2 separate regions of the Homo sapiens genome follow, and region 2 is linked to region 1. A link is an interaction called in ENCODE POLR2A ChIA-PET data of the cell type or tissue named here. Cell type or tissue: B cell. All regions are shown on one strand. Each heading gives the region's core, and the rest is flanking DNA. Links, peaks and the distances in the headings are about the cores only.

Region 1 (5,821 bases), core at 161-2,660:
CATCATCATTTTTTTCTGCCCCTTTCTGACACTCAAATGCCAATTTCCATGATCTTCTGCATCTGTGATGCTCAGTGGAGAGTGACCCAGTCTGGGAACATTTTTGGTTGTCAACTCGGGGGTGCTGCTGGCATCTGGTGGACAGAGGTGGGTGATGTTGCTAAGCATTCTGCAGTGTACAGACAGCCCCCACCACAGAGAATAGCCCAGCTCTGAATGTCAGCAGTGCTGAGGTTGAGACATCGCCTCTGGTTCCTAAAAGATCATTGCTCTTATCAGCAAGAAGGTGACTCTGTGCCACGAAGCAAGCTTTGGTGGCAAATGCCACCCAGAAAAAGGTACAAAGAAAACCTCACCCTGGGGCCATCTTCACCTAGGATTCTACAACCCAATCCCAATGCAAGTTTTTCTTTCTTTCTTTCTTTCTTTCTTTCTTTCTTTCTTTTTTTTTGGAGACAGTCTCGCTCTGTTGCCCAGGCTAGAGTACAGTGGCACAATCTCAGCTCACTGCAACTTCTGCCTCCTGGGTTCAAGTAATTCTCCTACCTCAGCACCTCCTAGTAGCTGGTATTACAGGCGCGCGCCACCAAGCCCAACTAATTTTTGGATTTTTAGTAAAGATGGGGTTTCGCCATGTTGGCCAGGCTGGTCTCGAACTCCTGACCTCAGGTGATCCACCCACCTCAGCCTCCCAAAGTGCTGGGATTACAGGAGTGAGCCACCGCACCCAAACTCTCTCTCTCTCTCTCTCTTTTTAGAGCAGGAGATTTGTGGTCACTGGCTGAATTACTTTTCATGGCTGTGATTTTCGCTATATTCTTTCTTTTCCCCAGGCAAAGTTATAATCATTTGTCGATGCTGTTTTTTCCCCCAGTTATACATTTGTATTGTCATTTTCATGGCTGCATAATATTCCTTTTAGATATGGCAGGAGTTATTTATGGAAACAAGCACTGTGGGTAAAAGGGTTGAAAAGGGTGAAGGTTTTATTTTGTTTGGTTTGAGATAGGGTCTCATCTGTCACCCAGGCTGGAGTGCAGTGGCACAATCACTACAATCTTGACCTCCTGGGTTCAAGCAATCCTCCTGCCTCAGCCTCCCGAGTAGCTGGGATTACAGGCATGCATCACCATGCCCAGCTAATTTTTACATTTTTTTGTACAGAGGGGATCTCACTATATTGCCCCTCCTGGGCTCAAGCAATCCTCCCGCCTCAGCCTCTCAAAATGCTGGGATTAAAGATGCAGACCACCAAGCCCAGCTATGGCAGGGGGTGGGGGAGAGGTGACAGTTTTGAGGGGCTTATTGGCATGGTGCTGGGGAGAGATGTAGGAGCTATTTTTCTGCTAGGCACTTCCTGTAGTTCTGGGGGCCCCAGCACCCAGGCAGGCTGCAGAATGATGTGGTGTGAAGTGGGAGGAGGAAGGGGGCGTTGTCAGAGGGCAAGATGTCTATAGGCTCACCCCTGACTCAGCACCCAGCCCTGTCAACACGGTTGAGTCAGCACCCACGCCCGGCAGCCCCAGGTGGAGTCCCAGGACCATAGGCTCAAGCTGATTTGTCAGGTGCCAGGGCTGGGTGGCTCCGATTGCCCCGGCCTGAGCTGTGTCAGCTGTGCCAGACCAGCGAGCATCAGCCTTGGAGCTGGGCACAGCGGTGGCTCATGCCTGTAATCCCAGCACTTTGGGAGGCCGAGGTGTGGGGATCTCTTGAGCCAAGGAGTTTGAGACCAGCCTGGGCAACATAGAGAGACCCTGTTTCTGGGTGGGTGGGGGGCGGGGGAAGAGAGAGAGAAGAGAGAAAAAACAAAAGACATTTGGAGCTGAATCATTCTCCAGTGCGGGGCCACCCTGTGCACTGCAGTGTTCAACAGCATCTCTGGCCTTCACCGACTCAATGCCAATTAACACCCGTCCCCTGGCCAGACCCGGGGGCTCACACCTGTAATTCCAGCACTTTGGGAGGGCAAGGCGGGTGGATCACTTGAGCTCAGGAGTTCGAGGCCAGCCTGGCCAATATGGTGAAACCCTGTCTCTACTTAAAAAAAAAAAAAATTAGCTGGGTGTGGTGGCAGGCGCCTATAATCTCTGTCATCTCAGCTACTTGGGAGGCTGAGTCAGGAGAATCACTGGAACCTGGGAGGCGGAGGTTGCACTGAGCTGAGATGGCGCCTGGGTGACATAGGGAGAGTCCATCTCAAAAAAAAAAAGAAAGAAACCCTCAGATCAGCCGTGCGACTTTGCCTGCCTGTGCCTCAGTTTCCTTGGGTGGAAAATGAGTTTGCTGCTGTGAAAATGAAATGAGACACTAAAGCTCAGAGCCCACCCCTGGGGTGTGGCCAGCACAGTGAGTGTCCTCTGATAAAGCTGGTGTGCCTGAATTTTAAGGCCCCTTCCTCCCTCTCTCTCCCTCTCCCCACAACCCTCTTCGCTCATTCATTCATTCATTCACCTGTTCATTCAGCAGATGCTCTGTATGGCAAGCAGATATGACTCAGAATCTCAGGAGTGACTCTGGCCGGGCGCAATGGTTCACACCTGTAATCCCAGCACTTTGGGAGGCCGAGGCAGGTGGATCACCTGAGGTCAGGAGTTCGAGACCAGCCTGGCCAACATGGTGAGACCCCGTCTCTACTAAAAACACAAAAATTAGCTGGGTATGGTGGCAGGCGCCTATAATCCCAGCTACTCGGGAAGCTGAGGGACGAGAATTGCTTGAACCCGGGAGGCAGAGGTTTCAGTGAGCTGAGATCACACCACTGCACTCCAGCCTGAGAGACAGAGCGAGACTCTGTCTCAAAAAAAAAAAAAAAAAAAGTGACGTAGCCTCTGGGCCTTGCCCAGAGTCAGTGCCAAAATGTTTGTCGCATGACCTAACTTTGTGCTAACGGTGGACCCTGTGACTCGAGCTTGGGTGCTTTCATTCTGGGCACCTTCAACAAATTATCTCTTTCAACCTCCCCACAAGCCTGAGGGTTGCCTAAGCACCCCCATTTTCTAGAGGTGGAAAGTGGGGTTCAGAGAGGGGAAGGTTAGCTGGGGGACCTGGTGCAGGTGGCAGAGCTGAGGCTTCAACCCAGGTCTGCCTGGCCTGGCCACCGCAACTCCTCCTGTGCCTAGAAACATCTGAATGCACCAATGCATCAGGTTTGCCCTGTTTCCCTCCACACACAGGTTCTAGGGGTTCCTGGAAGCCCTGCTGAGTTCCTTCTAGGCTTTTGTCTAAAAGGAACTGAGAAGCCCATTTGCCAGGAATATCCCAGACAGGGAGGGACAAGGGGTCGGGAAGAGGCTGGGTGAATAGGGTTCCCTGAGGTGCCCTATAAGAAGTTAGGAGGAGGCCGGGCACAGTGGCTCACGCCTGTAATCCCAGCACTTTGGGAGGTCAAGGCAGGTGGATCATTTGAGGTCAGGAGTTCGAGACCAGCCTGGCCAACATGGTGAAACCTCGTCTCTACTAAAAATACAAAAATTAGCTTGGAGTAGTGGTGGGCACCTGTGATCCCAGCTACTTGGGAGGCTGAGGCAGGAGAATTGCATGAACCCGGGAGGCGGAGGTTGCAGTGAGCCGAGATCACACCATTGCACACTAGCCTGGGCGACAGAGGAAGACTCCATCTCAAAAAAAAAATAATAATAAGTTAAGACGAGCCTGGGGGCCAGACACCATGGCTCACGCATGTAATCCCAGCACTTTGGGAGGCCAAGGCAGGTGGATTACTGGAGGTCAGAAGTTCAAGATCAGCCTGGCCAACATGGTGAAACCCCATCTCTACTAAAAAAAAAAAAAAAATACAGAAATTAGCCGGGCGTGGTGGTGCACACCTGTAATCCCAGGTACTCGGGAGGCTAAGGCAGGAGAATCACCTGAACCCAGGAGGCAGAGGTTACAGTGAGCCGAGATTGCACCACTGCACTCCGGCCTGGGCAACAGAGCAAGACTCTGTTTCAAAAAAAAAAAAAAAATGCTAAACATGGAATTGCCATAGGTCCCAGTGATTCCATTCCTAGGTATAGTCCCAAGAGAAATAAAAACCGGGACACAAACAGATACTTGCACACACGTGTTCGAGGCAGCACCATTTACATGCGCCAGACGGTGGAAACAGCCCAAATACCCATCAACTCATGAATCAATAAAAGTGTGGTATATCCATATGACCCAGTGGTTTTTGTGTTTGTTTTTTGGGATAAGGTCTCGCTCTGTTGCCCAGGCTGGAGTGCAGTGGTGCGATCACAGCTAACTGCAGCCTCGAACCCCTGGGTTCAAGCAATCCTCCTGCATCAGCCTCTCGGGCTGGTTCTTACTGGGGGCTCCCCTGAGTGCAGAGAACAGGCCCAAGCTGATGCCAGTTAGGGAAGTCATCTCTATAGTTCTAGAAGGGATACTGAGCCCAGGAGGCTGGAGACAGGGGCCTCACCAACCCTCTGCTCGTAGCCTGAGCTCTTTCTCCAGCGTGATTTGATCTGCCCCATCACCGTGTTCTTTTCTCTCTCATCCCATATTTTCTTTCTTTCATTCTTTCTCTTTATTGTGATTAAATATACATAACATAAAATTGACTGTTTTTGTTTTGTTTTGTTTGAGACAGGGTCTCACTCTGTTGCCCAGGCTGGAGTGCAGTGGTGCGATCACAGCTCACTGCAGCCTCGACCTCCTCAGGCTCACGTGATCCTCCCGCCTCAGCCTCCAGAGCAGCTGGGACTATAGGAGTGTGCTACTACGCCTGGCTAATTTTTCTATTTTTTGTAGAGCCTGAGTCTCACTGTGTTACCCAGGCTGGTCGCAAACTCCTGGGCTCAAATGAACCATCCACCTTGGCCTCCCAAAATGCTGGGATTACAAGAGTGAGACATTGTGCCTGGCTAAAATTCACTTTTTTTTTTTTTGTGACAGAGTCTTGCTCTGTCACCCAGGCTGGAGTGCAGTGGCACGATCTCGGTTCACTGCAACCTCCCACCTCAAGTGATTCTCCTGCCTCAGCCTCCCGAGTAGCTGGGATTACAGGCGCACGCCAGCACAGCCGGCTAATTTTTATATTTTCAGTAGAGACGGGGTTTCACCATGTTGGCCAATGGTCTCAAACTCCTGACCTCAGGTGATCCGCCCCCCTTGGCCTCCCAAAGTGCTAGGAATACAGGCGTGAGCCACCACACCCAGCACAAAATTGGTTATTTTTAAGTGTTCAGTTCAGCAGCATTCACAGCATTGTGCCACCTTCACCACCACCCATCTCCAGAGCTTTTCCCTTCTTCCCAAACTGAAACTTTGATCCCATTAAACACTCACTTCCCATTCTCCCTCCCCAGCCACTGGCCCCCACCCTTCTTCCTTCTGTCTCTACAAATTTGAGCACTCTGAGGACCTCCTAGGAGTGGAATCATACAGTATCTGTCCTTTCCTGTAGTTTATTTCACTCAGCATAATGTCTTCAAGATTCATCCACGTGGTAGTGTGTGTCAGAATTTCCTTCCTTTTTATGACTCAGTAATATTCCATTGTGTGGAAGGACCACATTTTGTATGTCCATTCATTCCTTGATGAACACTTGGTCATTTCCACCCCTTGGCTGCTATGAACATGAGTGTGCAAATACCCATTCCAGCCCCTGCTATCAGTTTTTTGGGGCTGTGTCCCTAACAGTGGAATGGCTGGATACCCTTTTTTACTTTTTACTGTTAGTATTTTTTGAGACAGAGTCTCACTCTCTCGCCCAGCCTGCAGTGCAGTGGTGCAGTCTCAGCTCACTGCACCCTCTGCCTCCCGGGTTCAAGTGATTCTCCTGCCTCAGCCTCCCAAGTAACTGGGATTACAGGCGTGC
Region 2 (7,636 bases), core at 2,229-4,728, 88 kb after region 1:
GCCTCAGCCTCCCAAAGTACTGGAATTATAGGCGTGAGCCAACACGCCTGGCCTTTTTTTGGTTTTGTTTTTTTTTTTTTTTGAGACAGGCTCTTGCTCTGTCACCCAGGCTGGACTGCAGTGGCACGATCATAGCTCACTGCATCCTTGACTTCCTGGGCTCAAGCAATCCTCCCACCTTAGCCTCCTGAGTAGCTAGGACCACAGGTGTGCCCCACCAGGCCTGGCTAATTTTTTATTTTTTGTAGCCGAGGTCTCAATATATGGCCCAGGCTGGTCTGGACCTCCTGGGCTCAACCGATCCTCTTGCCTTGGCCTCCCAAAGCACTTGGATTACAGTCATGAGCCACAGCACCCAGCCTTCTTTTATTTTTAAACTGAGATAGAATTCGTGCATGTATTTCCTAGCACTGCTGTAACAAATCACCAACTGGGTGGCTTGGAACAGGAAAAATTGATTATAGGTGTGAGCCACAAGGCCCAGGGTTTAGTGCCCTTATAAGAAGGACCCCAGAGAGCTTCCTTTGCTCCTTTTGCCCTGTGAGGACACGGCAAGAAGGTGACTCTCCAGGAATCAGCAAATGGGTCCTCAGCAGACCCGATCTGCCGGTATCTGGAGGTTGGACTTTGCAGCCTCCAGAACTGTGCGAAATGTCTGATGTTTCAGTCACCCATTCAGAGTGGTTTGTTATAGCAGTATGAATGGACTAAGACCCTCCTCTTGTGCCCAAAGAGGCTGCCTCAGGGACAGGAACACCATGTGTCTAACAGACCCTGCCTCCTGCCCAGGGACCCAGGACTTGTGCAACAATAAGGCCCTCTCAGGGACATGTCGCCAGACACACAGTAAGTGATCATTGGAATATTCATTTCCACAAGCCCAGAAACTTACAATACAAAGTGCTCTTTAAACTGAAGGACCTGACATGCCCTTGCTGGCTTATGGCAGTGTGAAATCATAAGAGGAAAGCTCAGCCCACACTCCCCGAATCAAGGGCCACTCTCAGAGCCACCTGCTCAAGGGGCCACTGCAGGCCCCAGCCTCCTACAGATGGGCACTCTGCACACACCAGCCTGTCACCTCCACATTGGGGAAACAAGGCTTCTGGCTGTCTGAGGCCACACTGGGGTGATTCACGCCCCAGCGTCCCTTCCTAGACCCTGACCCTTGCACGACAGGGGCTCCCTCCATCCTTGGCCTGCCCGGTCCTGATTCTCAGGCCTGCCCAGGCTCTAGGATGCTGGCCCTGCATCCTCAAGACACCCTCAGCCTTGTCAGGCTGCACATCCTTGCTGATCGCCAGTTTGGATAACACGGCCCCCAGGAGCTGAGACAGAACAGGAACCATCTGCTGCACTGAACATGAAGTGGGATGCCTGACTCAGGCCGTGGCTCAGGTTTTCTAACCAGCCACCCACCTTGATCCCCTCCAAGACCTAACCTGCCTTTGCTCATCAGGGCTCTGCTAACAGCACAAAACCAAGGCCAGAGGAGCTGATAGAATACTGCACCTGTTAATATGACCCCCGGGGATCCCCCAGCTAGGACCAGGATCCATCCTCCCTGGGAAAGTCAAAGCCCTTTCCATTTTCAGCCAAGTAAACAATCTCTTTCCCACAGAGGGCAAAGCACCTTTGGGCCCTTCTGCATGGTGCCCCGTCATCACAAGAGTCCACCCTGTCCTAGAATCGACTGGAAAAAAGATGCTGGCTGGCACAGTGGCTCACGCCTGTAATCCCAGCACTTTGGGAGGCCAAGGCCAGAGGATCACTTGAGCTCAGGAGTTCGAGACCAGCCTGGGCAACATGGCGAAACCCCATCTCTACAAAAAATATAAAAAAATTAGCCAGGCATGGTGGCATGCACCTGTACTCTCAGCTTCCTGGGAGGGTGAGTGGGAAGATCACTTGAGCCCAGGAGGCAGAGGCTGCAGTGAGCTGAGATCACACCACTGCACTCCAGCCTAGGTGACAGAATGAGACTCTGTCTCAAATTAAAAAAAAAAAAAAAAAATCTAGCCAGCATGGTGGTGCGTCCTAGCTACTCGGGAGGCTGAGGTGGGAGGATTGCTTAAGCCTAGGAAACAGATGCTACAGTGAGCCATGATCACACCACTACGCTCCAGCTTGGGTGACAGAGCGAGACCCTGTCTGAAAAACAAACAACAAAAAAGGATGTCATTCTTGAAGAGGATCCAGAGGGGAATACAGGAAGTGACTGCATTTCTTTATACCAGACTCTAAAAGTACAGACAGCCCATCCAAAGCCCTCGTTTACACATGAGGAAACTAAGGCACTAGGCAAGAAGGGGAGCCACAGACCTGGAGGCCCCTTCACACCTTCAGCTGCTGGGTCCTAAGCCCGCTCCTCGCCATCTGAGACCCAATTGCCCTAGCTGTCAAGGATAACAAGGCCTTCCTAGCACTGGGGAGGGGCTGATGCCTGGGGCTACTGAGCTGCGACCTGCCTGAGACCACAAAGCTGCCACAGGCTCTGCCCATGACCTGCCTGGGACAACACAGCTGCCACAGGCTGTGCCCATGACCTGCCTGGGACCACACAGCTGCCACGGGCTCTGCCCACGACCTGCCTGGGACCACACAGCTGCCACAGGCTCTGCCCACGACCTGCCTGGGACCACACAGCTGCCACCCACAGGCTCTGGTCAAGACCTGCCTGAGACCACACAGATGCTACGGGCTCTGGCTGAGGCTGATTCAAATGGAAGATGTCATTCTTCAAGCCCCTTGAGCCAGTTTAGGACCTCAGAAGCTGTATCTTTTCCTTCCTTCTGAATAAACCTGTGATGAGCAAACTTCCAGGTGAGCCTCTGATATTTCCGATAACAACCTGGGAGAGTTCGTGTAACATCTGGATGTGGAGGGAAGGGCCGTTTCCAACATACCTTTGTAACTGGGCAATCTCTTGACTGATGTCATCAAGCTCCTTCACGCCAGTAAACTCCCCGGAGCCGAGAGAGCCTGAACTGTCCTAGAATTGAATTCAGAGGCGAGATCTCTAATTAGCAACCTGACATCACCTGACAGGAGGCACCAGCAGTTCTCGGGCCCAGGGATAAAATTGTCCCTTTAGTACACAGGGTGAGGTAGCAAAAGTGTCAGCCCCCTGCCTGGGGAAATACCTGGGCAGCCAAGCCACCCTCCCGGGGGCCCCTGTTGAGGAAGGCAGGGACCACAGGCAGCACCCGCCACCGTGGGCTCATGTGTGCCACCAGTGCCACCTGGTGGCAGGCGGTGGGAAGGGATGTCAATACCCCCAGGGCATGACCAGCACCACTCACCGGGCCGGGCGTGCCTCTCTCCGAAGGCGGGACCATGTCCGGCGAGAGGACTTGAGGAGGGTCGATGCCTTTACTGACCTTCTGCTGAATGAAATACATAGCTAACGCGAATTGGTCTTTGCTTAACTTCCCCGTTTGCCTCGTATCGGCCAGGGCCCTGGGAGAAACGTGGGGATGCTAATTACACATCACAGGCGCCGACTCAGCCTGAACCCAAGTCACCGATCCCTTGCTTTTCAAAAACGACAGCGACGAAAACAACGGCAGGGCGTGGTGGCAAGCCCCAGCTCCTTCCCTACTTCACATCTCCTTCCCAGGAAGTGGCCCAGGGGTTCCCCGCTCCCAGTGTCCCCCACCCTAGGAGGGCTGTCAGGGCTGAAGAACCCCAAGCCCCTGACCTGGGCTGAGGAGCCGACCCCCTGGGAAAACCTCACTAGGGCTGAGATGCAGCTGCCTCTTCCTTTGGCTTATCTCGTGCGTGGGGCAGGCTCTGATGCTGCAGGCATGGAGTAGACCAGCCCTTCCGTGGAAATGGGTGCTGAGACCAAGCATTGTCCCTGTAGCTCTGGGTCATCTGAATGGCCCCGGCTACTGGCCTTCAATGGGGATGACAGCAGCACTTTGGGGTGTCATCATGATGAAGAAAGAATCAGCAACGACTCTCTTTCCTTGTTATGAACGGAACGTTTATGTCCCCCCAGATTCCTATGTCCAAATCCTATCCCTCAATGGGATGGTGTTGGGAGGTGGGGCCTCTGGGAGGTGATGAGGTCATGAGGGTGGAGCCTCAGGAGTGGGATTAGTGCCCTTATAAAAGAGGCCCCAGAAGGCTCTCTCTGCTCCTTTTGCCATGTGAGGACACGGCAAGCAGGTGGCCGTCTACAAACTAGGCAGTGAGCCCTCACCAGACACTGGATCTGCTGGTGCCTGGATCACAGACTTCCACCCCCCAGAGCCGTGAGAAATGTCTGTTTCTAAGCCACTCTGTCTATGGCACTTTGTCACAGCAGCCCAATGGTCTAAAACACTCCTCTTGTGCCCAAATGAGGCTGCCACAGGGGCATGGCCACAATGCACAGGACAGTCCCCCACAACTAAGCGTCCCCTGCCCACATAGCTCTTGGATGTCCTGAAAGATGGGCCAAGGCAGCATCTGAATAGCAGCACACAGTGGTCCTGTGGAGCTGAGGTGAGAGGCTCCGCGACACTCACAATCAAGGAGCCAGCCAGGGCCGGGTGCAATGGCTCATGCCTGTGTTCTCAACACTTTGGGAGCTGAGGCGGGCAGATCACCTGAGGTCAGGAGTTCGAGACCAGCTTGGCCAACATGGGGAAATCCCGCCTCTACTAAAAATACAAAAATTAGCCGGGCATGGTGGCGCGCGCCTGTAATCCCAGCTGCTCAGGAGGCTGAGGCACGAGAATCACTTGAACCCAGGAGGCAGAGGTTTCAGTGAGCCAAGATTGCGCCAATGCGCTCCAGCCTGGGCAACAGTGAGTCTCTGTCTCAAAAAAAAAAAATAAAAAAATGAGGAGCCAACCAGGAAGGGAAGGGACCCTTGTGGAGTAAGGACAAGGCCTTTGGCATCTATGAAAAATGTCTTCCTTCACCCATGCTGCCCTCTCAACGAGGGACCTCGTTTCCCACCTCCCGTGTAGCTGCGGCAGAAGCCATTACAACAGAAGTTTCCCCTTTTACCAAAAGAGAGCTGGGACCGTTCTAACAGACTTATTTATACCCAAATGCAGTCCGTGAACAGAGCTGCGGAGAATGAGCAGATCTCAAAGAACATTGCTGATAAATGCCTAGTTATCCCCACAGTTCGAGGCCCTGACGATTTCATACTGCCACTGTCTCTCCCCAGTCTGCCCCTGCGGGCCCCAGCCTGCTCGTGGGCTGCAGCTGCCTCTCCACTCCCGCCCCTTCTCTGCTCCTGCCATCTCTCAAGGAGTGTGGGCTCCAAGGCCCACCTGTGGAAGGTTCTGAGAGAAAGAAGGAGAAGCAAGCTTAGGGGTGGCTCAGTCAGCGGCCATCCGGCTCTGACACCACATCCTGCTCTGCTGACCCGTACGGTGGCAGCCATCGCAGGGAAAAAGCCTCTGTCTTCATGCTCCCCCTCCTCCCAGTCCCTCCTGGTGTGTCATCTACATTGGGCCATGCCCCGCCCCAGCCACTCGCAGACACATCTAGACTTCTTTTCTCATGGTTATTCAAGAGCCTGATCATCCTTTCCTTCCCCTTTGCTGCCCGCATGGAATGACCTCTGAGTTCCTTCTTTTGATCCAGGTGGATTAGTGATTTCCTGTGTCATTTCCATGTCATTACATCATGTGTCAATTGCAGCATGCATTATAAATTACTTTCCCTCTACTGACCCCTAGACATGACAGTCAGGGTGTCAGGGCGCTAACCAGGAACTGTATGTGTGTTGGTTTCAGAGTCATAAAGGGGACACTGTGTTTTGTTGGTTTCTAAAAGGGACACTGGATCTGAGGCAGCTGAGACCCACTGTCCCTAGCCAGTTGGAGGCGGCTTGGCCATTTGGGTGATGACTCTGCGACAGCTAGTTCTCAGGCTCCCACCTCACAGTGTGGTCATCTGTGAATTACCACTAAGGACAGTCATTTCCCCCAAGCCACTAAGTAACATCCTGAATTTCACTGCTCTACTTGGAGGTATTTGCCTCTCGAGAATTATCCAGCAATTCTTTCCTTTTGATAGCTCCCAAGTGAAGCCTTCTCTAAGGCCACAAGGCTCTGAGCAACAAGCTCAAAAGTGACTTCAGCCCTGGCCAGTGGCAAGAGGAGTGCCCCAGCCCTATGAAGTCGGCTGTGTCCAGCCCTGGGGGAAAGAGGGGTTGAGGCCGACTCCTCGACTGGGCTCTGAGGCACTGACAGGGTCTCCTTGTGCTCACCCTCCCGCCAGGAGCCAAAGCACTGGCCTTTCCAGAGCAGGGCCTCCTGCCCCCGCCCTCACCCTGCCAGGCCACTCTGCTAGAGGCTCCAAGGCCCTGCTGCCCGCACCTCCCGGAGGCGGCTGTGACAAAGTCCAGGCCTCCTGTTAGAGCCAGCATCACAGCCAGCAAGAATAGGGCCCAGCTGTGTAAGCAAATGGCCTGGGAGCACTTAAGACGGACCAGAGGCCCTTCCTACTGAAAGACAGTGAACTGACCGTCACGGAGCGCGGGCTTCGAGCCTTGGCACGTGCACCTTGCTCAGCCTCTGTCAGGCCAGGGAGAATAAAGGACGCCAGACACAGCGGAAGCCTGTGACAGGCTGGAGGGGGCCCCCTGACCACCACCCTCCACAGTCTTCACCCACAGGCCCCCTGGAGCCACCCACAGCCACAACTGCCACCTGTCCGGCCTTACCATATGTGTGCTAGAAGGTTCTGGGTGAGGCCCGAGTGCATGAAGATCTCCTTCACCTCCTGGCCACTCACGTAGCCATCCAGGTCCAGGTCGGTCTTCAGGAATATCTCATCAAATCGCATCTTGTCTGCCACGGGCACCACCCAGTTCACTGTTGGCTGAAACAGTTTTTGGCAAAACAGTTAATCTGGAAGCTTTTTATGACCCCCAGACACATGCTTTTTGATGATGGGGCGATTAAAGCACTTCCATGCACATTTGGCATCAAACTCTCCTCACTTCCATGAGCCAAGAGGGCAGATGTGATCCTTGTTCTGTAACTGGCAAAACTGAGGCTGAGACAGGTTGAGGCTGGCTCTGTGAAGCTCACCCAGATGCCAGTCTGCACCTCTCTCCACCCCATCACCCGCTCTCCTTGTCCATCCACCCTGCCACCCAGGGTGTGAGGGAGGCTGTGATCTTCAGGGGATGGGTTCAAGCATGCCAGGAAAGACCCTCCCGAGCACCCACTTGGAAGGACCGTCCCTGGAGAACCGGCCCGGCCACATGCCAGCCTCCCTGGTCCTCCCACTCCTCAGCCCGCAAAGGCTGCCCTACAGGCAGCCAAAGTGTCCTGTCCCAGGACTCTGAAGACCACCCTTCTATGTCCCTGCCCCACTCCTGAGACAACAAAGATACCCCCAAGGTGTGAGTACACACACGTCACTGACAGGTAACAAATGAGACACCACCATCCAAGAGGGCCACCACCCACGAGGCCCCACCAACATTCATGCAGCCCCAACCCCACCAGGGCAGATGGAGCCACGAGCCCAGTGCAGCTCAAAGTTCACAGCCCTGGGGCTGGGTCACCCGCTGCACGTGCGACCCCTCTCGCCACCAGCTCACAGTTAACTTGAGAGAGGCAAACGCCATCATGGGTCAACCAGGGCCCGGTCACCTCCTGGTTCAGAGGCATTGAGG

What was found. ChIA-PET counts read pairs that join two places held together with the same protein. Peaks named below come from ENCODE experiments on the same cell type or tissue, not always from the same donor. Only the 100,000 strongest peaks of a DNase experiment are listed, where the experiment ranks them.
Region 2: POLR2A ChIA-PET joins it to region 1 with 67 read pairs; 7 of 35 experiments call an interaction of 5 or more read pairs at or near these places.

The regions. Positions count from the first base shown.
Region 1 is chr19:16,329,132-16,334,952 of GRCh38, forward strand. No RefSeq gene overlaps it. Among named protein-coding and RNA genes, the nearest start is that of KLF2, 7.2 kb to the left of the region's middle. RefSeq lists a silencer at 1,410-1,459 and an enhancer at 1,810-1,919. In B cell, for the core only: CTCF peaks have their summits at 189 and 393; DNase peaks (open chromatin) are centred at 1,470 and 2,310; H3K4me3 peaks cover 272 bases; H3K27ac peaks cover 1,386 bases.
Region 2 is chr19:16,414,646-16,422,281 of GRCh38, forward strand. It overlaps EPS15L1 (epidermal growth factor receptor pathway substrate 15 like 1), which reads right to left. Exons shown (of 24, transcript NM_001258374.3): 10 at 6,674-6,831; 11 at 3,303-3,459; 12 at 2,907-2,992. Among named protein-coding and RNA genes, the nearest start is that of EPS15L1, 54 kb to the right of the region's middle. RefSeq lists enhancers at 2,950-3,019, 3,050-3,099, 3,245-3,848, 5,661-6,264, 6,265-6,868 and a silencer at 3,200-3,279. In B cell, for the core only: CTCF peaks have their summits at 3,235 (motif pointing left) and 3,435; DNase peaks (open chromatin) are centred at 2,446 and 3,176; H3K4me3 peaks cover 1,266 bases; H3K27ac peaks cover 1,709 bases.